2 separate regions of the Homo sapiens genome follow, and region 1 is linked to region 2. The links are chromatin loops, found by intact Hi-C in ENCODE. Cell type or tissue: heart right ventricle. All regions are shown on one strand. Each heading gives the region's core, and the rest is flanking DNA. Links, peaks and the distances in the headings are about the cores only. Region 1 has its middle 35 kb from the start of ECRG4. Region 2 has its middle 150 kb from the start of ECRG4.

What was found. Hi-C counts contacts between places; a loop is a spot of excess contacts. Peaks named below come from ENCODE experiments on the same cell type or tissue, not always from the same donor. Only the 100,000 strongest peaks of a DNase experiment are listed, where the experiment ranks them.
Region 1: it touches region 2 in a loop (1.9-fold over the local background); 7 of 110 quality-filtered maps call a loop at or near these places.

The regions. Positions count from the first base shown.
Region 1 is chr2:106,024,789-106,036,660 of GRCh38, reverse strand. No RefSeq gene overlaps it. Among named protein-coding and RNA genes, the nearest start is that of ECRG4, 35 kb to the left of the region's middle. In heart right ventricle, for the core only: no CTCF peak of the experiment used is centred there; a DNase peak (open chromatin) is centred at 5,840; H3K27ac peaks cover 4,699 bases.
Region 2 is chr2:105,913,796-105,925,667 of GRCh38, reverse strand. No RefSeq gene overlaps it. Among named protein-coding and RNA genes, the nearest start is that of ECRG4, 150 kb to the left of the region's middle. RefSeq lists an enhancer at 10,344-10,593. In heart right ventricle, for the core only: a CTCF peak has its summit at 5,617 (motif pointing left); DNase peaks (open chromatin) are centred at 5,587 and 6,217; H3K27ac peaks cover 1,044 bases.

The DNA of each region.
Region 1 (11,872 bases), core at 3,326-8,325, 110 kb before region 2:
TCATGACTTACAGATGCAAGAAACCTTGTAGAGATGGAGTTTGAAAGGATAGTGAAGGGAGAAGGTCATTGAAAATAGGTGGGCTGGGGAAAGAAAACCAGAAATGACCCTAGACTGCTTCACAACTTTGCCAGTGTCTGACCATGGTTTCAGAGGGTAGGGGAAGAGGGAGAGAAGCAGTAGCAGTGATTCAGCATGATGCTCTTGATTTAGTAACTAACCCTCCAATGTTCTGAGATAGCACTCAACTTTTTGTTATTAAGATAATTTTCAGTTTGAGTCAACAATTTAAATCAGCATCTCTCCAGACGTCACCTGGTGTTCCTCTCTGCGCCTTGACAGGTAGGTCCCATTGCCTTGAAATCCTCCATCCCAGGACCAGGGTTGAGTTGCCCTACTGAGTATTTCTGTTAATTCCCAAAAAACTTCAATCCTTGTAGGTCTTTATTAAATAAAATGGCTTAAAAGTTTTGACTTCTTAAATTCCTCTTTCTTTACCCCAATGCAAAACTCAGCCTCTTCATCAGTTTTCTATTAAAATTTTAAAAATTCACACCCACCAAGAGTTTGATTGATTAAGGAGGCTTTGCTGAAGAAGGAAGGTTTCTCACATCTCATCACAATTTTCCTACCACTCTCCGCTTGACTTCCTGGGCCTTCCCTCTCCCAATTCTTATTTGCATTCCTTTCATGAGCAAAACTTATCCTGTACAAAACATATCCTTCTTTTTATCTCATATCTAGGGGATGAGGTTTCGCCTTTTGCAGTAGGGAGCATGGAGGCTCAGCCTGGATTCCAGAAGCACTCATCAAACACATCTTCCAAATTCATTGTTAGATTTTTGACACAATTCAGAGAATTTCTGGTGAAAAAAATTTTTCTTTACCTTGGCATAAATGTTAGCTATATTTATCCATTCCACTTTAAATCAACTTTATATTTTAAAATTGTTTTAGATGTACAGGAAGTTGCAAAGCAAACACAGAGAGTTTTTACAGCCCCACACCCAGTTTCTCCTATTGTTAATATCTTACATTCCTATAGCACATTTGTCACAATTAATGAACTAACACTGACGCGTAGTTATTATTAATTAAGTCCAGGCTTTACTCAGATTCCCTTCGTTTTTGTTTTGTTTTGTTTTTTAGACGGAGTCTCGCTCTGTTGCCCAGCCTAGAGTGCAATGGTGTGATCTTGGCTCACTACAACCTTCGCCTCCTGGGTTCAAGCAGTTTTCCTGCCTCGGCCTCCTGAGTAGCTGGGATTACAGGTGCCTGCCACCATGCCCAGCTAATTTTTGTATTTTTAGTAGAGATGGGGTTTCACCATGTTGGCCAGGCTAGTCTCGAACTCCTGACCTCAAGTGATCTGCCCGCCTCAGCCTCCCAAAGTGCTGGGATTATAGGCATGAGCCACTTGCCCAGCCCCCCCTTCGTTTTTATATAATGTCTGTCTTCTGTCCCAGGATCCCATCCAGGATATATTATATTAAGTTGTCGTGTCTCCTTTGGCTCCTCTTGGCTCTGACAGTTTCTTAGACTTTGCTTGTCTTTGGTGACCTCTCCAGTTTTAAGGAGTGCTGGTCAGGTATTTTGCAGAAGGTCCTTCAATTTACTTTTGTCTGACATGTTTCTTATGATTAGACTGGGGTTAGGATTTTGGGAGGAAGATCTCAGAAGTAAAATGCCATTCTCACTGCATCACATCAAGAGTCCATACATCAGCATGACTTGTCGCTGTTGATGCTAGTCTTCATGACCTGGCTGAGGCAGTCTCCGTCTCAACCCTGACATTTTCCACACCGTACTCATTGGAAGGAAGTCACTAGGCTCAGCGTACAGTTACTTGTGGGAAGTTATGTCCCACCTCTTTGAGAAGCAAGTATCTACATAAATTATTTGAAATTCTGAATAGGAGTTTTGTCTATTCTACCCTGTGTATTTAGCTATTCAATCCCTTATTTATCTAACTACAAACACACTGTTGTTGTTATTTTATACTTTGGGTTATAATCCAAATTACATTATTTACTTTGTTGCTCAAATTGTTCTGGGTTTGGCCATTGGGAGCCCTTTCTGTTGGCTCCTGTGTTCTTTTGATGTAATCCCAGGCTTTTGTGGGTTTTTCTATTTGTTTTGTTTGTTTGTTTTGAGATGGAGTCTTGCTCTGTCACCCACTCCAGGCTGGAGTGCAATGGCGCAATCTCAGCTCACTGCAACCTCAGCTCACTGCAACCTCTGCCTCCCGGGTTCAGGTGATTCTCCCACCTCAGCCTCCCAAGTAGTTGTGATTACAGGCATCCCCCACCATACCCGGCTAATGTTTTTGTATTTTTAGTAGAGACAGAGTTTCACCATGTTGGTCAGGCTGGTCTTGAACTCCTGACCTCAAGAGATCCACCTGCCATGGCCTCCCAAGTGCTGCGATTACAGGCCTGAGCCACCACGCCCGGCCACATGCTTTTGTTTTCTGAGGTCCTTCTTATCTTCTGTGATTATAAGAGGTTCCAAGTTCATCTCCAGGTGCATTTCCCACCACAGTCTTAAACTCAGCCATTTCTCCAAGGAGCTCTGGTTCCTTTAATGGCATTAGAAACCAAAATCAGGGTGATGAGTTAGCTTGTCATTACCAGGGTTCATTGATTCTAGGCCCTTTCAGCAGACAGAGTTTGGAAATATATGAGGGTGGGTCTACCTGTGTGTGCACACATATCCAGAATTATTTCCATAATTATTGATCTGTATCTACGTTAAGCTAAACATGAGTCTAGACTAATGTCTCACACAGAGAACCACATGGTTCATTCTAGGCATTCCCTTGGCTTTCTGTAACCATTTACTCCAATAGAGAGAAACCTGCCTCCCACCATCCATCATCTTTTACTAATAGTCTTAATCCAAGTATACATGTAGAGAAGTATCAAAATTGTTAACCCAAAGCACATAAGAAACAACTTTATCAGCTGGAGTATAGTACTTCTGTATTGTTTCTTTTGTCTTTAGTCCTGCAGGCTCCACTCATTTCCAAGTTACTCAGATCATCACCTTTTCTCCTGCCTCCTTCAGTGAGGTTATGCCACATTGTAATACAGTTAGATTGTTTTGCCACAGGCTGGATTCCATCCTGGGATTACCAATCTCCCAACTGATAAATTCATAGTGTCATGTCTCCACAACTACAGTGCCTTATGAAATAATTTCACGGCTGTAAAACAATTCTGGGTGCTTTCCCTATTCCTCCCCTCTTCTTCCCCAATCCCCTGATGAACATAAATCTGTTTTCTATCTCTGTAACTCTTCCCTTACTAGAATATCATAAAATGAAATCATACAGTATGCAGTCTATTCATGCTGCCTCCTTTCACTTAGCAATATGCATTCAAGATTCATCCACATTGTTGTTTGGACTGAGGGTCCATTCCTTTTTAATTGTTAAATAGTATTCCATTGTATGGATATACCATAGATTGCTTATTCATTCACCTGTTAAAGGACATCTCAGTTACTTCCATGTTTTGGCAATCATCGATAAAGCTGCTATAAACATTTGAGTGCAAGTTGTTGTGCAGATATAAGTTTTCACATCAGTCGGGTAAATACTTTGGAGTGCAATTGCTGCATTATATAGTGAGAGTATGCTTAGCTTTGTAGAAACTGTCAGACTGTCTTCCAAAGTGGCTGTACCATTTCTCTTTCCCACCAGCAGTGAATGAGACTTCCTGTTGCTCCATATCCTCACCAGAAATTGCCATTGTCAGCTTCTGGGATTTTCGCCATTCTAATAGATGTATACTTGTGTCCCATTGTTGTTCATTCCACTTTTAAAAATCCACATTGGAGCATGGCCAATTTGGAAACAATTTTTCACTGGCCCTGGATTTGATGTTGCTTTTTTTTTTTCTTTGAGATGGAGTTTCACTCTTGACGCCCAGGCTGGAGTGTAGTGGCCCATGTTCTCAGCTTACTGTAACCTCCACCTCCGGGGCTCAAGCAATTCTCCTGCCTCAGCCTCCTTAGTAGCTGGGATTATAGGCGCCCGCCACAATGCCTGGCTAATTTTTTTGTATTTTTAGTAGAGATGGGGTTTCAGCATGTTGGCCAGGCTGGTCTCGAACTCCTGACCTCAGGTGATCCACCCCCCCTCTGCCTCCCAAAGTGCTGGGATTACAGGCATGAGCCACCGTGCCCAGCTGACATTTTTTTTTAAAGATAAGATTTTACGTGTCCTTTGCAGCGACATGGATGCAGCTGGAAGCCATTATCCTCAGTGAATTAACACAGGAACAGAAAACCAAACACCACATGTTCTCACTCATAAGTGGGAGCTAAACTTTGGGTACTCATGGACAAAACAATGGCAACAATAGAAACTGGGGAAGAAACTGAGGCAGCAAGTGTTGAAAAACTATTGGGTACTATGCTCAGTACCTGGATGGTGGGATCAATTGTACCCCAAGTCTAAGCATCACACATGTATACTCATATAACAAACCTGCATATATGCCCCCTGAATCTAAAATAAAAGTCTAAATTACGGCCGAGTGTGGTGACTCACGCCTGTAATCCCAGCACTTTGGGAGGCTGAGATGGGCAGATCACTTGAGGTCAGGAATTTGAGACCAGCCTGGACAACATGGTGAAACCCCGTCTCTACTAAAATACACACAAAAAATTAGGTGGGCGTGGTGGCTGATGCCTGAAATCCCAGCTACTCTGGAGGCTGGGGCAGGAGAATCGCTTGAACCTAGAGGCAGAGGTTGTGGTGAGCCAGCCGAGATTGGGCCACTGCACTCCAGCCAGGGTGACAGAGCGAGACTCTGTCTCAAAAAAAAAAAAAAAAGTCTAAATTATTTTTTTAAAAGATATTTTTTCAAGGCCAAAAGTCTTAATGGAAACAGCAGCAACTGATTCCTCAGTGTACCTGAATCCATGGACTTTGTTAGTATGTAAACAGAAGTGTCCAGTTGCTTAAGGCCTGTAAGGAAATAATAAAGTGAACAGAGAATGGGGGAGAATACAAGATCAGCTTTCGTCAGAGCAAAAAATAATTTTTTAATACTTCATTAAAATAATTAGGCCAAGCATGGTGACTCACGCCTGTAATCCCAGCACTTTGGGAGACTGAGGCGGGTGGATTGCTTGAGCCCAGGAGTTTCAGACCACCCTGGACAACATGGTGAAACCCTGTCTCTACAAAAAAAAATACAAAAATTAGTGGGGCGTGCTGGCACATACCTGTCATCCTAGCTACTTAGGAGGCTCAGGCAGGAGTATTGCTTGAGCCCAGGAGGCAGAGGTTACAGTGAGCTGAGATCATGCCATTGCACTGTAGCCTGGGTGACAGAGTGAGACCCTATCTCAAAAAAATAATAATCACAGTTAAGAGAAACGCAGGTAAAGAGGCAAAAACCTGTTACTGATGGGATGCATTGGGAGATGGTGTGGAATTCCCACTGGGTACAGCACCATTTGTTTATGAACAAAGATTCAAAGGTAAAAGTCCACCTTCCATCTCTCATGAACTATTTCACAATTACAACGTTCCATGTAGTGTGATGCAAGTTTTCAACACCCTGATGCTGAGAGCAGCTGGCTGGGGGTGGAGTGGGAGGGGAAGACGAGTGGGGACTGGAAGGGACAGTCCCCGCCAGTCCCACACTCATCTCGCTGAGTAAAGATGAGCCCCTAAGCCACGGGGGCCTCTGCTTGGCTAGTTGCTCTGCCAGCCCATTAATACTCGACTACTTAGTACAGGGGCCCGGACAGGGACAGTGCCACCCCAGGCCTGGACAGCACAATGCCAGGTAGTGCTTCTACTGTGCTGTGCCTGATTCACAGGCCTGATGGCTTCTCCAGGAGTCCCATCCTGAAGGCACGAGCTAGTCTATTTCAGGCAAGTTCTTCCTGTTTTCCAGCAGTCTCTGACTTACTTGGCTCCCCTCCCTCCTTCCTTACATTCCAGGCACAGATCTGTTTACACAACTGTACTTGATCTGAGAGAACAGTAGATGCCAGAAAAGGAAGCGCAAGCTCCCGCAGCTCCCCAGCACCCCTGCCTTCTTCCTCACCCACCCTTCCCTTCCCGCTCTTTCCCCTCTCCCCTTCCTCCTTGCCTTACTCACTGTTCATAAAATCTTTGGATCAGCCACAGAATCACATTCTGCAGCTTGAATCAAGATCTCCGGTCTCAGAGGAGACAACGCTGCACCCTCTGCTGACCTAGAAAATCTCCCCATCCTTCCTGTACATGGCATGTCTATTTTTAAAAGCCAGGAATAATTTTCTATTCCAGAATTTTCAATTGCAGTTTTTAAAATCTACCTAAAATGACACGGATGGATCTCAAAGTATCATGTTATATATGAAAGAAACCAGACGTTCAAAAGTACACTGTATGATTCTATTTTATATGAAGTTCAAGAACAGGCAAAACGAAGCCATGGTGATAGAGGTCGGAACCGTGGTTAAACCTGGAGTGTGGGGTATTGGCTGGAAGAAACGCAAAGACACATTCTGGATGTGGGAAATGTTTCATATCTTGATCAGGGTTGTGGTTACATGAGGGGTGTGTGTGTGTGTGTGTGTGTGTGTGTGTGTGTGTGCGCCTAAAAAGTCATCAAGCTGTACACTACATTGTGCACTTTGTATAAATTATATCTCAAAAAAGTACAGGAAAAAAGTTTCCCTGAAGTGAATGGACTAAACTGTGAATGCTGAGTGCAAAATAATAGATAGAAATCCCCCAGAGCCCTTCATTGAACAGAAGCCCAGAGAGGCTAAATGGCTTGCCTGCAGACACACAGCCAGTTAGGGCCAGACTCTGATAAGAGGCAACAGAATATGCTGCCTAGTTCCCTATGGCTGGGATAATTTCTTCTATCTAGGTAGTTTTCTTATTTTCAAAGGGAAGTTTTAAGGCATTTTCTTACTGGAAGGGGGTTGATCAGATTACAGCACCTGGACCCATCTATTCCATGAGATGTAGGTCAGAGTATGCTTAACACCTCATTCTACAATCTGTGGATGTCCACACCCTGCCCAAGATTTTTGCTGGGAAAATTGGAGTGGTGGGGTGTGTCAGGATTTACTCCTTCTCCTGTTCATATACTGTCAGGTCCCAAATCTCTGTTCTTCTCAGACTAAAAAGAAAAAAAAATACAGCTTCTTCTTTGATTTCCACATAGAGTCACAGAGCAGATATTTATCATGCATTTTAATCCAGCCTTCCTAGATTTGAGACCTTGAACACCTGGGAGTCTCTGTGGAGCTGGTTTGCTGTGCTAGCCTCTCTTGCCTCCAGGGCTCAGGCAAGTCTCCCAGGGAAACAGAGAGATGAAATCACCAGAGACCCTGAATCAGGGGTAGTGACACTGGTGAAGGTGGTGGCAGCTACACACAGGTTTCAGAGAGAGCAGTGGCAGGACCTTAGGCAAGGTGGCCTATATCCTGCCATAAAGGTTATCTCATCAGCTGGCTCCGGATGTCTTGGAGAAGTAACTCGGCTGGTTAACCCTAAGGGGAGGTGAGGTACGGAGGGCATGGGTGTTGGTGGGAGACCAGGCAGCCACAGAGGTGGCCTTGGAGGCCTGCCTCCAAGGAGATGGTGGTGCATACTGCAGCATCTATGCTAGAAATGACCACAGTGTGGGCTCCACCGGGCCCATTCTGGGGTGAATTGGGCATGACCGTTTACCATAAAGTCTCCAGCCCAGTTCTCTGGTCCCCAGGAGTTCTTCGATCCAGCTAATACCCTTTACCAAATGCATTTGCTCCTCAACTAGCCAGAATAGGTTTCTGTTGCTTACAACTTGGAACCTGGCAGGATGGTGGTAATTTTGTATGTAATAAACCCTGCTGAAGATTTGGAGGAAACAGGATTGCTTATATCACACCAATGCAGACAAGCAAGTTTCCATAGAACCTGAGATGTACATGTCCTCAAACCCCTTTGGAAGCTCCACCAGGCAATTCTCCCCCATCATGCACCCTCACCCTGCCCTGAAAAGCCCCAGGTTCACCAGATCAGGCCAACTCCTTTCACTATTTCCTCCCTTTCAGAAGCAAGGCAAAACTTCTCTCATTTTCTCCAGCCAGAGCACTGGGGCCACCTCTGTGGCTGCCTGGTCTCCCACCAACACCCATGCCCTCTGTACCTCACCTTCCCTTAGCAGTTAACCAGGAGAGTTGGTTCTCCAAGAAGGCTGGAGCCAGCTAGTGAGATAGTAACTTTTATGGCAGGAAATAGGTCACAGAGGTGTGAGCAGAGGTGTGGCCATACTGTGCCACGCCTTCTATCCTCTTGTGTGGCAAGCCTAGAGGCCAAGTGATGATGGAGGCGCAAAAGATAGTGGAAACCAAGGTCCAAGTCACACCTTTAAGGAGAGCCATGCCTCCTCTTTCGACCAGGACAGACAAGGAAAAAACCTTTCACTGTGTTGTTGGAGAGATTCAGACGTTGAAGGTGGCCATGTTCAGCCTTCCTGGGTAGTACCCTAAATAAAGAAACGCTAGTCACATCCAGTGACCCATGGGGCATACACCTTGGTTGCTGAAACACTGAAAACATATTTTCTTTTTAAAAAAATGTTTATTTATTTACTTTTATTTTAATAAGATTCAGGAGTACAAGTGCAGTTTTGTTACACGAATATATTGCGTGATGCTGAGGTTTGAACTTCTAGTGTACTCATCACCCAAAGAGCGAACACTGTACTCGGTAGGTAATTTTTTAACTCTCACAACCCTGACCCTTCCCACTTTTGGAGTCTCCAGTGCCTATTATTCCACTCTGTGTATCCACGTATACCATTGTTTAGTTCCCACTTAAAAGTGAGAACATGCAGTATTTGATTTTCTGCCTCTGAGTTATTTCACTTAGGGTAATGGCCTTCGGCTCCATCCATGTTGTTGCAAAAGACATGATTTCATTCTTTTTATGGTTACAAAGTTATTCCATGGTGTATATATACCACATTTTCTTTTTCTTTTTTTTTTTTTTTTTTTGTGAGATGGAATCTTGCTCTGTCGCCCAGGCTAGAGTGCAATGGTAAGGTCTCAGCTCACTGCAACCTCTGTCTCCTGGGTTCAAGCGATTCTCCTGTCTCAGCCCCCCGAGTAGCTGGGACCACAGGCATGTGCCACCACACCCAGCTAATTTTTGTATTTTTAGTAGAGACGGGGTTTCACTATGTTGGCCAGGCTGGTCTTGAACTCCTGACCTCAGTTGATCCGCCCACCTTGGCCTCCCAAAGTGCTGGGATTACAGGCGTGAGCCACCGCGCATGGCCTATACCACATTTTCTTTATGCGATCATCCATTGTCGGACACTTAGATTGGTTCCATGGTTTGCTGTTGTGGCTACCACTGTGATAATGTATGACTGCAGGTGTCTTTTTGATATGATGATTTCTTTTCCTTTGGGCAGATACCTAGTAGTGGGGTTGCTGGGTTGAAGGGTAGTTCTATTTTTAGTTCTTTGGGGAATCTCCATACTGTGAAAACCATATTTTCTCATGTAAAAACAGGGTCCCCATGACCAGGTACGAGAAGTATCCTGGTGGCATGGGAGATCAGATTGGGGCAGCTCTGAAGGATGCTCCTTCGGGGCCCAGCAGCCACATGCCTTTTCCATTTCCCATGGCCTCTGCTCTTTGGAAGGTCTCTGTGTCAGTCACCTCCAACTTAGTGTAACTTTTAAAAATGTGTTGTGAGTCCTTAGGTCTTGCATTCCATCCTTATCTCTCTTCAGGGAATTAAAGTACTTGCCTTGGGGATTATGGGTTTCAGAAAGGAATTGAGGGGAGGTCCTTTGAGGAATACAACATCTTTTCTGCCTCAACAACACTCAGATGACCCATGTATGGTAAGTTGACTGTGGCTGTGAACCCATCACAATGTACACAGTAATGAGACTGATTCCTAAACCAACGATTTTTGTGGAACTTGGGAGTTCATTCTGCCCAGCCTGTCTTCCTTCCAGGATGGGATTCCCCTCCCAGTTGCTGATAGTCATAATTCGAGGCCAAGTCAGGTCATCTTGCAATGCTGAGGACCTTTCCACACCCAGGGTGACCTCTCCCATGGCTGGACAATGAGAATTTGGAAATTTCTCCTAGTTTTATCCCCAAGCCCAACCCTCTTTAATTCGTTGACTTAGTTCTACTATCATAAAACATTAGAGCCCCACCTATAACCCACTTAACCACATCCTTCTGTGTCCTAATCGCCTTTCTATTTCATGTCTTTTTCCAACCTTTCTTTTCTCTTTACTTTGATTTTATTATCTAGATGCTGGGATTTCATTTTGTCTTGTTGGGTCATATGAATCTTTGTAAGTAAGTTGCTGTTGATCCTTTTTGAAATAAAACAGGTTAAAGGAAAAGAAAAAGAAAGGACATTCTTTCTTTTTCATGTATTCCCCCATGAGATACACAGAATAAGTCAAAGCTTTTTTTCACATCAACCCGTCAAATATTTGAAGGCAGCTGGCCAATATCCCACGGGCCTCCTCTCCTAAAGACACACATTATGAATGGCTTCAGTTCTTCCAAAGATTAGAAGGTTTCCAGATTCTTCTCCATCGCAGGTTGGCCTCCTCCAGGGCTTCCCTGGTTAGCTAACAAGCTCCATTAAAATTCCCAGTGGGACTGAGGCCTGCTGAGACCTTGTGTGAGGGGACGTGGGCAGTCCTGGTATTTCCTGCTTGCCTGACCCTGTGCGTCTGATACCAGGCTTCAGAGTGGGGCAGCTTCACCACCACCTGCTGCTGCAATGTACTTGAGCCCTTGCAGAAACTTGTGTCCATAGCTCTTTTTCTGACTACACAGGAATATTTCCTTTGTTATCTTAAAGCAGTTTCTCAAACATTTAAAAACGATAGTTCCCTTTTCACATACCTAAAATTCTTATGCCTCCTTTTAATGTTATTTTAAGTTTCCAAGAGGCATTTTTTTCAAATATAAAGGTATAATATTGCACATCTTCCTATGCATCCTCCCTCCACCTGCAGGGTGTAGCCTCTTCTGAGAAGCACTAGAGTCACATCTTCGTCTTTTTGACCAAATGTGCCATCGTCCTGCCAGATCACCCACCTTCACCAGGGCTCTAAAGAGCATTTGGTTGGTTCCAAAAATAAAAACACTCCCAAAGACAAATATTTGTTAGTACTGGGAATTGCCCCCAAAATATGAGGCAGAGTCTAAACTCAATGTCCCGAAAGGAGTGGACTGGAATAAATGCTTAGGCTCTCAGAGCACCTAACTGAAGGGTACTACGCTCACTTATCAGGAAAAAAAAAAAAGAAAAGTCGACCATATTATTACTTTCTAGTCACATTTTTATTCAGGCCCACACATGAGATCTGCTCCAGGGCAGAATTTTGCAAGGAAAAAGAGGTGACACCTCTGTGAACAAGAAAATGCTTTTCCCTGGTGCCTACGGGGACATATGCTCAATATTTCTAATTTCTGAAATTCAAAGCAGTGAATAGTGGTTTATCACAAAGTTAAAGGCAGGATTTAAAATCTGGTATAGATCTCATTTGTAGCCAGAGGAGGTTGAGAAAGAAAGAAAACAAGAAAGGAAGAGAGAGAGAAGCAGAGAGAAAGAAAGACAGAGAAAGAGGCAGAGAGGGATAGCAAATGGGGAAAGAGAGAGACAGAGAGGAGAAAGAGATGAAGACATAGAAGGGGAGAGAGAGAAGGAGAAAGACAGAGACAGAGGAGAGACAGAGAGAGACAGACAGAGACAGAGAGGGAGAGAGACAGAGAACATAATTGGAAAAGTAAGAAAGATCTCTCCCATCACACTGTCTGTACTAACATCCCAAACTCAGCCCCCATCCCAGAAAAAGACAGAGAATAAGGAAAGGGA
Region 2 (11,872 bases), core at 2,832-7,831:
GCATAGCCAGACACACTCTTTATTATCAATCAGTCCTCGCCAGAGGACTCAAGGGCTACAAAACAGCAGGAGTCCACCAGCTGGACACCGCTGTTTTATGAAATACCATCCTGCTATCACTCGTGATCAGCATCTGGCATCTGTCACTGAGGGCTCTGTCCAAATCGAGGGCTCTCCCTTACAAGACGCTGCTGTGCACCTAGATCTGCCCAGGACCCTCTCCTTGTCCATGTCACTGTCCTTGGACTGATTAATTAACCGCTTTCCTATCCCCTTTTCTCTTGATGTTAAATGTTGCTCTGTTTGATGTGGAATGTTTAATCTATAACGTGTATATATTGATTAAGTATCCTACTAGGTATGGTTTGCGATATCAACTGACCTGTGGAGTGGCTTGAGCCTGTGAGCCTGTAGCCCTGACTCCTGAGGGAACGAAGTGGTACGGAGAATTGCCTCCTTGGGAACTCCATGCAGCCTGTGGCTTTTATGACTGAAATAGCATCAATAAAGGCCTGACCTTGGGGAAAGACACAAATGGGCATGGACCTGATTATGTCTGACCTTGTGTCTCTCCCAACAGTAAGGCTTCCAGTAAACACTAGGCTGTTAGTAGTTATGTTTTGGGGGAGTGAAAAGTTTTACTGGGATTTTCAACTGTGCAAGGGGTGAGTGCTCTTAACCTGCATGTTGTTTGAGGGTTAACCACAATGCATAGGTATTGAGTGATTTGAGGAGGACTCTTGGACCATTCTCACTGGCCTCCACATGGATGATTTCTCCTAATTTAAACACAGGCAAACTTCTCCCAACCTTGCTGATTCTTACAGCTCTTGCACTTTGCAGCACAACCTCAGTAGAAGCTCCTGTACTTCTGGCTCCAGTTTCTCTCCTCCCGCAGTCTCCTTAGCAGATTCCAATCAGGTTTCCCCTCCGCTCACCACCAACCTGCGTGTTGCTGAATTCAGTGGTCACTGCTCAGCCTCACTGTGGCTCGCCCTGCATCCCTGAAAGGTTTCCTTCATCTGCCTTCAGCTGGCCTCCCTTCCACTCCACCAGTGGCCCTTCCCAGTCTTTGCAATTGCTCCCTTACAGCCCTGATGTCTTAATATCCATGCTGGTTCTTGGCCTCTTTGCTTCCCTTCTCCACTTTGCCCTTTGTGGGCTCCCGTCCTGTGGCAGGCTCTGCAGGCTGTTTCCCACGCCCCAGGCAGCGGCTCCTGGCCACTGGGAGGGTCTAGTGGGAGGCTGAGGAGAGCCTTGGGCAGCATCTCCAGCAGCAGCGGCAGCTGTTCCTTTTGTTTCCATCTCCTGGAGTCCGCATGGACTTTAGTTTCTGCCGGGTGAGCCCAGCTCCCAGGTTCTGGTAGCACCATCTCCTCTTTATTCCCAGACCTCATGATTCTCTATGGAGAAAATCTGATGGAGTCTGCAGAAAAGCTATTAGAATTAATGAGCTTAGTAAGGAGATTGCAAATACATCTTGCTAAAATCTCTCAAATCAAATTTTAAAATAAGGATCCTCATTAATGACTTTTCCTATAATACACTGAGTTAGGGAAATAACACTGAAATCTCAAGAGTGAATGAACTAATTTTTTTATTACCATGTATTATCTTTTGAGACAATATGGTCATAGATTGAGAAACTGAGTGCAATAGGCCATCTAGTTGCCTCAGTCAAATCTGATTTAGCTCTACTGAAAGTTCTTTTTTTTTTTTTTTTTTTTTTTTTTTTAGATGGAGTTTCACTCTTTTCACCCAGGCTGGAGTACAATGGTGCGATCTCAGCTCACTGCAACCTCTGCCTCCCAGGTTCAAGCAATTCTCCTGCTTCAGCCTCCCAAGTAGCTGGGATTACAGGCCCCAGCCACCATGCCTGGCTAATTTTTGTGTTTTTAGTAGAGACAGGGTTTCACCATATTGGCCAGTCTGGTCTCGAACTTCTGACCTCAGGTGATCCACCTGCTTCGGCCTTCCAAAGTGCTGGGATTACAGGCATGAGTCACCACGCCCAGCCTGAAAGTTCATTTTCATACAGACAAGAACACTATTCTGATGCCAATGAGCTTTCAGGTTAGGAGTCTTTAAAATACTTTTCTGACACAAAAATGAGCATGCTGTTGTTTCTTATTTGATGTTTCCTCTTTAGGATGCCTCTCAGTTTCTGCACAGGAATTGTCTACAGCAGTAGTTTGCAAAGTTTGATTTCTATTAGAAATGAAATTTTTAGGTCTCCACCCAGACCTCCTGAGTCAGAAACTGTGGGGGTGGCCTCCAGCATTCTTTATTTAATACTCTTTTGAGGGGCTTCTGATGCCTGCTAAGCCAGAACCACCAGTCTATACAAGCTTGGGGTATGGGAAAAAAATTCACTTACGAGGTCACTTTTACTGTCTGAACTAAAGTGAATTCCCTGAAATAAAATTGGCAAAATGTTCCCTACTTTTCAAAGTTTTGTTCTGTCTTCAGTTTTCTTTCTTTTTTTTTTCTTTCCTTTCTTTCTTTTTTTTTTTTTTTTTTTTGCCAGGCAACTTTTTGGGGAAGCACACTAAGCTTTAGATACACTATTCATTTCCAGTAATCAGGAGAGAGTCATCAAAAGTAGAGAGAATAAATGCATTTTTATATGTTAACACAATAGATTTACTATTCAGTTACAAAAATGATGTAGACACACACAGAGAGACACATACACACACACACATACACACAGACAGGCACAAACCCAGAGGGTTTTTATTAATAGAATGTGGAGGGAAAGAAACATATGCAAAATAACACAGTATGGTTCCATTTATATATTATTTAAAAATAGACTCAGCTGAACTACACTGCATACACAGGTGATAAATCTATTAGAGTCAAGAGCAGTATTTTATTTTTAAAAATAATTTCGACTTTTATTTTCGATTCAGGGAATACATGTGCAGGTTTTTTACATGGGGTTATTGTGTGACACTGCGGTTTTGAGTACAAATGATGCTGACACCCATGTAGTGAGCGCAGTACCCCATTGGTAGTTTTTCAGCCCTTGCGTCCTTTTTTCTCTCTTGCCTCTAGTAGTTCTCAGTATCTATTGTTCCCATCTTTATGTCCATGTGTACCCAAAGTTTAGCTCCCACTTTATAACTGAGAACATACAGTATTTGGTTTGCTGTTCCTAAATTAATTTGCTTAGAATAATGGCCTCTAGCTACATCTTTGTTGCTGCAAATGACATGCCTTCACTCTTTTTTATGGTTGCATAGTATTCCATTGTACTAATCCATTCTCATGCTGCTATAAAGAACAGGCCAAGACTGGGTAATTTACAAAGGAAAGATGTTTAATTGACTCACTATTCCACATGGCTGGGGAGGCCTCAGGAAACTTACAATCGTGGTGGAAGGGGAAGAAAATATGTCCTTCCTCACAGAGCGGCAGGAAGGAGAAGTGCAGAGCAAAAGGGGGAAAAGTCCTTAAAAAACTATCATATCTTGTGAGAACTCACTCACTATCATGAGAAAAGCATGCAGGAACCCCCACTGCCAAGATCTAATCACCTCCCATGAGGTCCCTCCTTCAACACACAATTCAGATTACAATTCAAGATAAGATTTGGTTGGGGACACAGACCATGTCATACATGATGTATATGTAACACATTTTCTTTATGCAATCCACCATTGATGGGCACCTAGATTGATTCCATGTCCTCGTTATTGTGAATAGTGCTGCAATGAACATACGCATGTATATGTCTTTCTGGTAGAACAATTTGTTTTCCTTTGGGTTATACACCAGTAATGGTGGTTTTGATTTGCATTTCTCTGATGATTAGTGATGTTGAGACTTTTTTCATGTTTGTTGGCTGCTTGTACATTTTCTTTTGAGAAGTGTCTGTTCATGTCTGTTGCCCACTTTTTAAATTTGTTTTTTGCTTGTCAAATTGTTTAAGTTCCTTATAGATTCTGGATATTAGACCTTTCTTGGATGCATAGTTTGTGAATATTTTCTCCCATTTTGTAGGTTGTCTGTTTAGAGTATGATTATTTTAAAGTCAGAATAGTGGTTACATCTGGAGGGAAGGATGGTTCTTGGGTGGGGAAGAAATTTATGGGCAAGGGGCTCTGGAAACTTAATAATGCTCTATTTGTTGACCTGGGTGGCCATTATGTGGGTGTTTGAGTTATATGTCAAACTGTGCATTTAATTTTTTACTACTTTGTAGGTATATTTCACAATCCAAAACTGTCTTTAAAAGAAAGAAAGCCAGATGCTGTGGCTCAGGCACATACCAGCACTTTGGGAGGCCAAAGCAGGTGGATTGCTTGCACCCAGGAGTTTGAGACCAGCCTGGGCAATAGAGTGAGACCCTGTCTCTACAAAAACTACAAAAATTAGCCATGAGTGGTGGCAAACTGCCTGTAGTCCCAGCTACTTGGGAGGCTGAGGTGGGAGGATCACTTGAGTCCAGGAGGTAGAGGCTGCAGTGAGCCATGATCACACCACTGCACCCCAGCTTGGGTGACAGAGCAAGACCCTGTCTCAAAAAACAAAACAAAACAAGAACCAAAAACAAAGAAAAAACAGGGTTAGGGATCACCCACTCTAGGCTAAGTAGTCTGCCTCTTTCTCGCCAATTCGTAATGCCAACACTTTCCCTTTCTTTAGAGACCACCACTTTCAGCACTTGTAGTCACTTCCAGACCAAATGCCCTAAGGATACAATTAGACTGACCTTTCTCAGGTTTTAATTGACTTTCCATGATAACAGACGAGGATTTCACTTTTGGCCCTTCCCTTGTGTGCCCTTCCTCTATCTCCCAGGACTTTTGATAATTTTCTTTCCACCATTTTCTTCCCTGTTTTGGGGGATGGGAATTCCTAATGGTTTGATTTTTAGTGCATCTCCTATCATTTTGTTATCTTTTCTCTCCATTATAGAAGATGACCTTAAAATTATGCCCAATTATTCTAATAAATCTATTAATAGACTCATCTTGTTTTTAATATCCAACAGATCTTTTTTGTTTTCTAGCTGTTCTTGTCTGATAGCACCTAGTTCTTTTTGCAGATACACTATATTCTAAGAAGAGTATTGCACAGCGTTACAAAGATATGGAGGTACCCTGCTGGGGGAACCTGGGAATTCAGGCAAGTGAACAGCCCAGACCAGCACTATCCCATAGAATTATAATCTGACTCAATTATGTCACTCTAAATTTTCTGATAGACCCACTGGAAAAAGTGAAATGGAAGAGGTTGAAATTAATTTTAATAAAAATGTTTTCATCCAATATATCCAATATAATATCATTTCAACATGTAATCAATATAAAAACTTGTTAATGAGATATTTTACATTTTTAATTTTATTAACAATTTGGTATAGGTTTTACACTTAAGCATATCTTTATTTGAACATGTCACATTTCAAATGCTCAGTAGCTATGTGTGACTCATGTTGTATAGTTTGAGTCTGCAGAGAGCTGCACCAGCCATGCCTGCAAACTAAGTTCAAATCTGCTCTGAGATCCCCAAGAATGTACTTTCTGGCCTGGTTCCCATCTTCTTGCAAGTTGCTTCTGGAACTTTCCCCCAAAAGCCTGCCTCCTGGTGGTAGGGCCTGGTACCTTACTCCATCTCAGGTCCCCAGCCAGCACCCATCCCTCCTCTGCATAATTTCCCCTCTTGGACATCATCTGTGTTATTGCATTTGCTCCTGGTCTCAACCCTTTCAAACTTCTGGTTCCTCCAGGGATCACTTCAGGGGACCTAGTTCTGTGAGCAGCATTCTTGGGCTCCACTTAATACCCCCAGGCTGCTGCCCAGCTGCCCAGCCTCTTAATCTGGCTAGAAATGCTGTGGCTGAAGGTTTCATGAATGGCTGAAAGGAGCTCATCCCTGTTACACAGTGTCTGGCCAGCAGCCAGTTTATCCCCAACCTCAGACTCCAGGTAGGGTGTGGGCTCCTGCTCCACTCACAGCTGCTGAAGAACTGGTGTGGCTTGGGGCTACTGTGTCTAGGGCCTGGCCTCTGGGCCTTTGCATAGGTAGAGAGAAGACAAGGCCAGGAGAAATGCAGCAGGGGACAGTAGGAGGAGGCAGAAGAGATGTCCCCAACCCCTTGGGGGTGGAAGGCCTGGAATGAGGAGGCCCAGTCTCTACCCTCTGGGATCCCTGAAGGCCAGACCAGGCAGGTGTGCCTGGTGAGTCAGCCCTGGGCCCCTGCCATCCTCCCTCTACTTACAGCTCACACAATAGCTCAATTGTGTCATTGCACTTAGCTTTGGCTTGGGTTCCAACCCAAGGACGTAGCCCAGGGACCTCTAGGGACAGAGAGAAACAGCTATGAGAGAGGTCTTTGTGCAAATCTATTCTGCAGAAAGGAGGCCCAGGGTTATGGTCAGAGTGGCTGTGGCTGACAGCACAGCATAAGAAGAGCCGGTCTCAGCCACTGGCTTGCACTGATGGCCAGTGTGTGTCGGAAAGTGACAGGAGGAAGTTTATCAAATAGGTGCACAATTGCTGTGCATTTTAAGTGGAGGTTCACACAAAGGACTCTGAGAATCTGAACTCCAGGAGAAGTTAGCAAAGTCTCAAGATATTGCAATAATATTTAACCAGATGAATAATTTCAATGTACTGTATTTATCTTTTTGTCTGTTGTCATCACATGCAGAAACCTATTTAAGACTGTTTGAAAATAAAAAAGAAGGGTTGTTTAGGTCAGCTGAGAGTCTTCTGGGGCCAACAGCTCAGCCTTCCCTGAAGAAAAGCTTAAACGCATTTTTGCAGGAGGTGAAATTTCTGAACGGCTATGACTTATGTTAATCTACTACGGGTGTGCTATCGCTACCGCATGTTTTGGCACAGGCCATAGCGAGGCACTAATGTCCAGACAGAGATGAGGGTCCTAAGAATTGCACAGCCAACCCTTTTGTCCAAAGTGTCAAACATGGATGTTGCAAGGGGTGCTTTCCAGGTCTTAGCATCTTGTATTCTAAAGGAAATAGGTAGCAGAAGGGTTTTTTAACTGAACGTTGTATTAAGATCTTAAAAGTATAGCTTCCATGGTCCCAGGTTTGTCCAGCCTGTGGACTCCATGTTGTGACATTATCAAGGATAACTCTGGTTTTTCTAGCTTTATCCCATTCATTAATGCCAGGTCTCCAGTTTCACTCAAAGTCTTGCCCAGTCATTTCCAGAGACATTGGGTGCATCTGTGTGGATCCCTTGCATTCTTCCAGGGAGGCCTTTCTTGCCTGTGCCCACTACTCCGGCCCCGTTGTGTGTATAGGGATGCCATTTTCTTCAGCATGTGCGTCCCCCAGTGAGCTCAGATGGGAACCCATGGTGTGAGGGTGGGGACCGTTCTCAGGCAGATATGATGCTCTCCTTTTCCTTTTCTCCTCCCCCACCCCCACTCCTTCCTTCTCGTTCTGTCAGGAGCCCTCATACAAACCCATTTCTGCCTCACCTCCAATTACACTTTCACAGACAAGTCTGAACCTAAGTATCTTAAATAAGGAGGCTCCACTACTAGTGGATTTATTTGAGGACTAAACTCCGGGGGAAACTCTCAGGGTGTAACAGGATGTAAACTGGGACTCTGTATCTTTCACTTTTGGCAGGAGCCCCCAGGGCTGAGGACAACGTGGTGGGCTCATCTCTCAAGGCAGAACGATGGGTGCTGTGCCCTAAAGCAGAGTGCATGGAGACTATGGAGCCAGTCCTGCCAGTGTCACCCAGCAAGGCCTCAGAGCAGGTTCTGGTGGAAGAGATTGGCGGTGGGGAGTATGTGTGGGTTGCCCATACCCCACAGAGAGGAAGTACTTCCCCTTCCCTCAAGACAAGTGATTTGGACTTCATGAGAGCTGGATATCCTGTTGCCTAGAGTTTGGGATGAAGAGAAACTTTTGTTTCCCACCTACTAAGCCTAAGGGCTACAGCAGCTCTTCGGTAGGAGCAGAATGAAGAAAACAGGCTAGGTTGGAAATAGTGGGTTCCCAGCTGGGTTGAGAACAGTGCACGTGCACTTGCATGGAGGGTGATGCGTTCTGGAGAGCAGTCAGGGACCCTGCAGAGAGGACCTGGCCTGGGGTCATCATAAGGGGGATCCCACCAAGGAGGACTGTCTGGGACAGAGGAAGCCTCCAGCAGAAGCTCACAGGCCATGGGAAGAGTCAGACAGAGCCACACAGAGGACAGACGTGATCCACATGTCGCAGCAGGGGGATTCCAAGCATTGGCCAATGTGCTTTGTGGGAGGAACAGCCAGCAATTGCACATCTATCCACATCCTCATTACAAAAGAACCAGTCAGGAAAGGCATTTCCTCCACACACTGCGCCTTTCTGCCCCTTTCCAGCCCATTGCAGTGAGAGGGAGGTGGGGAGGCAGGTGAGGAGCAGGGAAGGAGCTGCCATGCTGTCGCAGGTTTCCAGCCAGCACAGGCCTAAGATGGGGTCACTTTCAGCTGGACAAGATTTTGGAATCCTGTTGTATGGGAATTTTCAATTATTGAAACAAGACTGGTTTTGTGCTTGAAGGGGCCAAAAACATTGGGAGACTTGCTCAAGATTTCATGCACAGGCAGGAAAGAAGGAAAGAGTTTAAAGGAGCCGTGGGAGAATCAATCATTCTCTGCTTGCCCCTAATGAAGCCAGCTGCAGAGAGCACTGGTAAACACAGTCACTCACAGTTAATCTAGGTAGAGGAATTTAAAATACTACCTAGGCACAAATCTAAAGTGCTTCTGCTGTGAGAAGCCAATGTCAGATCACTGAGGTCTCCACTCACTCAACATCTGGATATTGAGGACCATGAGTGCTATTAGCGCCCTAAAGGCTGTGTTTAGGACACCATGTTTTACTAAAACTCTTATCTCTAAGCATCAAGATCCCACCCGGTGTGGCAAACATCTGAGACCCAGTAAGAGAAGAGTGGGCTTCCATTTCCTCCCTCACACTCACCTGGAGGCAAATTCCATGCCCGCAGCAGAGGAGCAGTGGAGTCACCTCCACTACAGGATTTCAATGTCATTTCTCTCATTCTCCTTCCTTCCCCAGCTCTCTCTGCCTGCATACTTGAATTTACATGGGCAGTGTCGAAGGAAAATAAAATCTTGGGATCCCAATTAACGATGCCAAAAGGAAAAAACTAAGCTGAAAGTGGAGTAATGCAAGACCTTTCCTTTTGTTCCTAAGCAGATAGCTACAGATAAAAAGTAGCTTCCCAGGTAGCTACTCTATGTTCATCTTATCCTTACATAAAGTGCCAATTTACTGAGCATGAGAGGAATATCTAATTGACTATTCCCCTACCTGCTCCTTTTCTCTTTTTTCCTTTTCTTTTTTTGAGACGGAGTCTCGCTCTGTCACTCAGGCTGGAGTGCAATGGCACAATCTCGGCTCATTGCAAACTCCACCTCCCAGGGTCAAGTGATTCTCTTGCCTCAGCCTCCAGAGTAGCTGGGATAACAGGCACCCACCACCATGCCTGGCCAATTTTTGTATTTTCAGTAGAGACAGGGTTTCACCATGTTGGCCAGGCTGGTCTTGAACTCCTGACCTCAAGCAATCCACCCGCCTAGGCTTCTTAAAGTGCTGGGATTACAGGCATGAGCCACCTTACCTGGCCCCTTTTCTCTTGCAACCCATGGATTCAATAACGTGACCATACCCTCCCTCTCTCCCCTCCAGCCCACTTTCCCCCTTTAAATATTGAAGCCCCCAAAATCATCTTTGGAAAAAGACATGGACCACAGACTGTTCCTGTGGCTTTGTGTTCCTTTTTCCTGGGCATGTCCTTATCCTCGGCAAAATAAACTTTTAAATTGTTTGAGACCTGTCTCAGGTACTTTTTGGTTTATAGTAGCAACATGTATGCATAATGCAAATGTACTTGTATTTCATTATACATTTATTTGTTCTTATTACACAGGTAAGCCATTTTTATTGTGAGAAGACTCAGAAGATTCAAATACATTTGAAGGGGAAAAACACTCTCATCTTCCTTATCTCCCAACCTTAGTTTATAGGTGCTTCTATGTCTTTAATTAACTGGCCTATTTCTAGATCTATCTGTTTTGGACATGAGATTTCTGCTAAGATGGGTGAGGATTTCATTTATTTACACCACATTTCACCTCCCCTTTCCCACCCTTTCAGTTTCTCACATCACTCTTTTCTTTCTCTATAGGTTACCTTGCTAACTCTAGGCAACTTACTTAGACTTTTAGCCACTGTTTATCAACTACGGAAAGGCTCTCTTGGGCTTTTCTTCAGCAGTCTTCCCCTTTTCACTGACTAACTTTTCATCTGTAGTTTCTCTTCTGCATTGTTAAGGTCAAGAACATTTCCAGATGCCAGCAGCCACTCCATCTGCTATGCTTCTTCCATTTTGTGAATCAGCATTCTCTCAAATCTGAAAATACTAGTTGCATTCATTTTCAAGTGAGTGTTTCTTGAATTAGCTCTGTTTCCTCAGTTGTCAGTTCTTCTATTTTTAGACTGTTTTCTTTAGGTTTTGATAATCATTGGTCGTTTGGTCACCTGCTTGTTGAATGCTACTTTTGTTTACCACAGCCTACCTCAAGTGACAGGTAGAATCTAGGTAACTTGTCAGTCTGGAGTCAGAAGCACCCACAAGCCACCACCCTGTGTTCCACACACAGTGCCTTGGGCACCTGTGGATAAACTAGACTAAGTAGTAGACACTGCTGGGGCTGGGGTTCTAAAATCAAGACTGTGCTGACAATATGGCCTGGACTCATCTTGAATGCAGGAGCTAGAAAGCAAGAAATGTAGCTCTGATGACAGGCAGGAAAGAACTTGACTGAGTAAAAGCAGATATAAACCACCAAAGAAGATGGGCCGCAGAAACCTGCTTGGGACCTATCTCAGGCAGACAGTATCACGTCTTCTTCCAGCTACAGTAGGGCTTCATGGCATCAGACCCTATGTCTGGAAGTAGTTATTCATTAAATATTTACTGACCATGTACATTATGACAGGTGCTGTGCTCCTCTCTGGGGTTACATACACAAATAGGACATGTCCTTCACACAAGAAGCTCATCATCTATGGGAGGAACACATACATTACAGCATGGTGTGGTAAATGCTACAATGAAAATGTGCACAGATCTATGGGGGATCACACATGGGAGGAGTATGCAGCTCAAAATGAGGAGTGGATCCAGTCTCTCAGGTGGGAGATTCCTGAACTGAGTCTTGAAGACAAATGGGAGTTAGGTAGAAAAGAGTGGTAATTGGAGACAGAAAGATCAACTTTCCAGGCAGAAGGGAGAGTGTGGCAAGATCAGGTGTCTGAAAATAAAACCTTATGACTGGAGGGTTGGCGAGATAAGGCCGTTGAGGTGGACAGAGCTGGGTTACCTACCTCCATGAAGGTTCTTATAACCAGGGAAATGAGCAGGGAGGCGGTGTGTACCTGGTGCTCTGGTTATCCACTGCTGCATAACAGACCATCCAAAACAATGGCTGAAATTAATGGCAGTCATTTCTATTGCTCATGAATCTGCAGTTTGAGCAGAGCTCATCAGGAAATGCTTGTCCTTGCTCCACGTGGTATTCCTAGTTGGTTGGGCTGAGGGTGGGGGGATCTGCTTTCAAGGTCATGGTACTGGTGGTCATCTGTGGGTCCACCCAGTGCTGAAGGCCAGGAACTTTGCTCCTTTCCTCATTGGCCTCTCCCTGGGCCTGGCCTCCCTCACCAAACAGCAGCTGTGTTACCAGGGTGCATGTCCCAAGACAGCTGGGCAGAAGCTGCATCATCTTTTTGACCTCACCTCCAAGGTCACATAGCATCACTTCTTCCTCACTATATTAGTAAAGACAGTCTCAAAGACTACCCAGTTTCAAGGA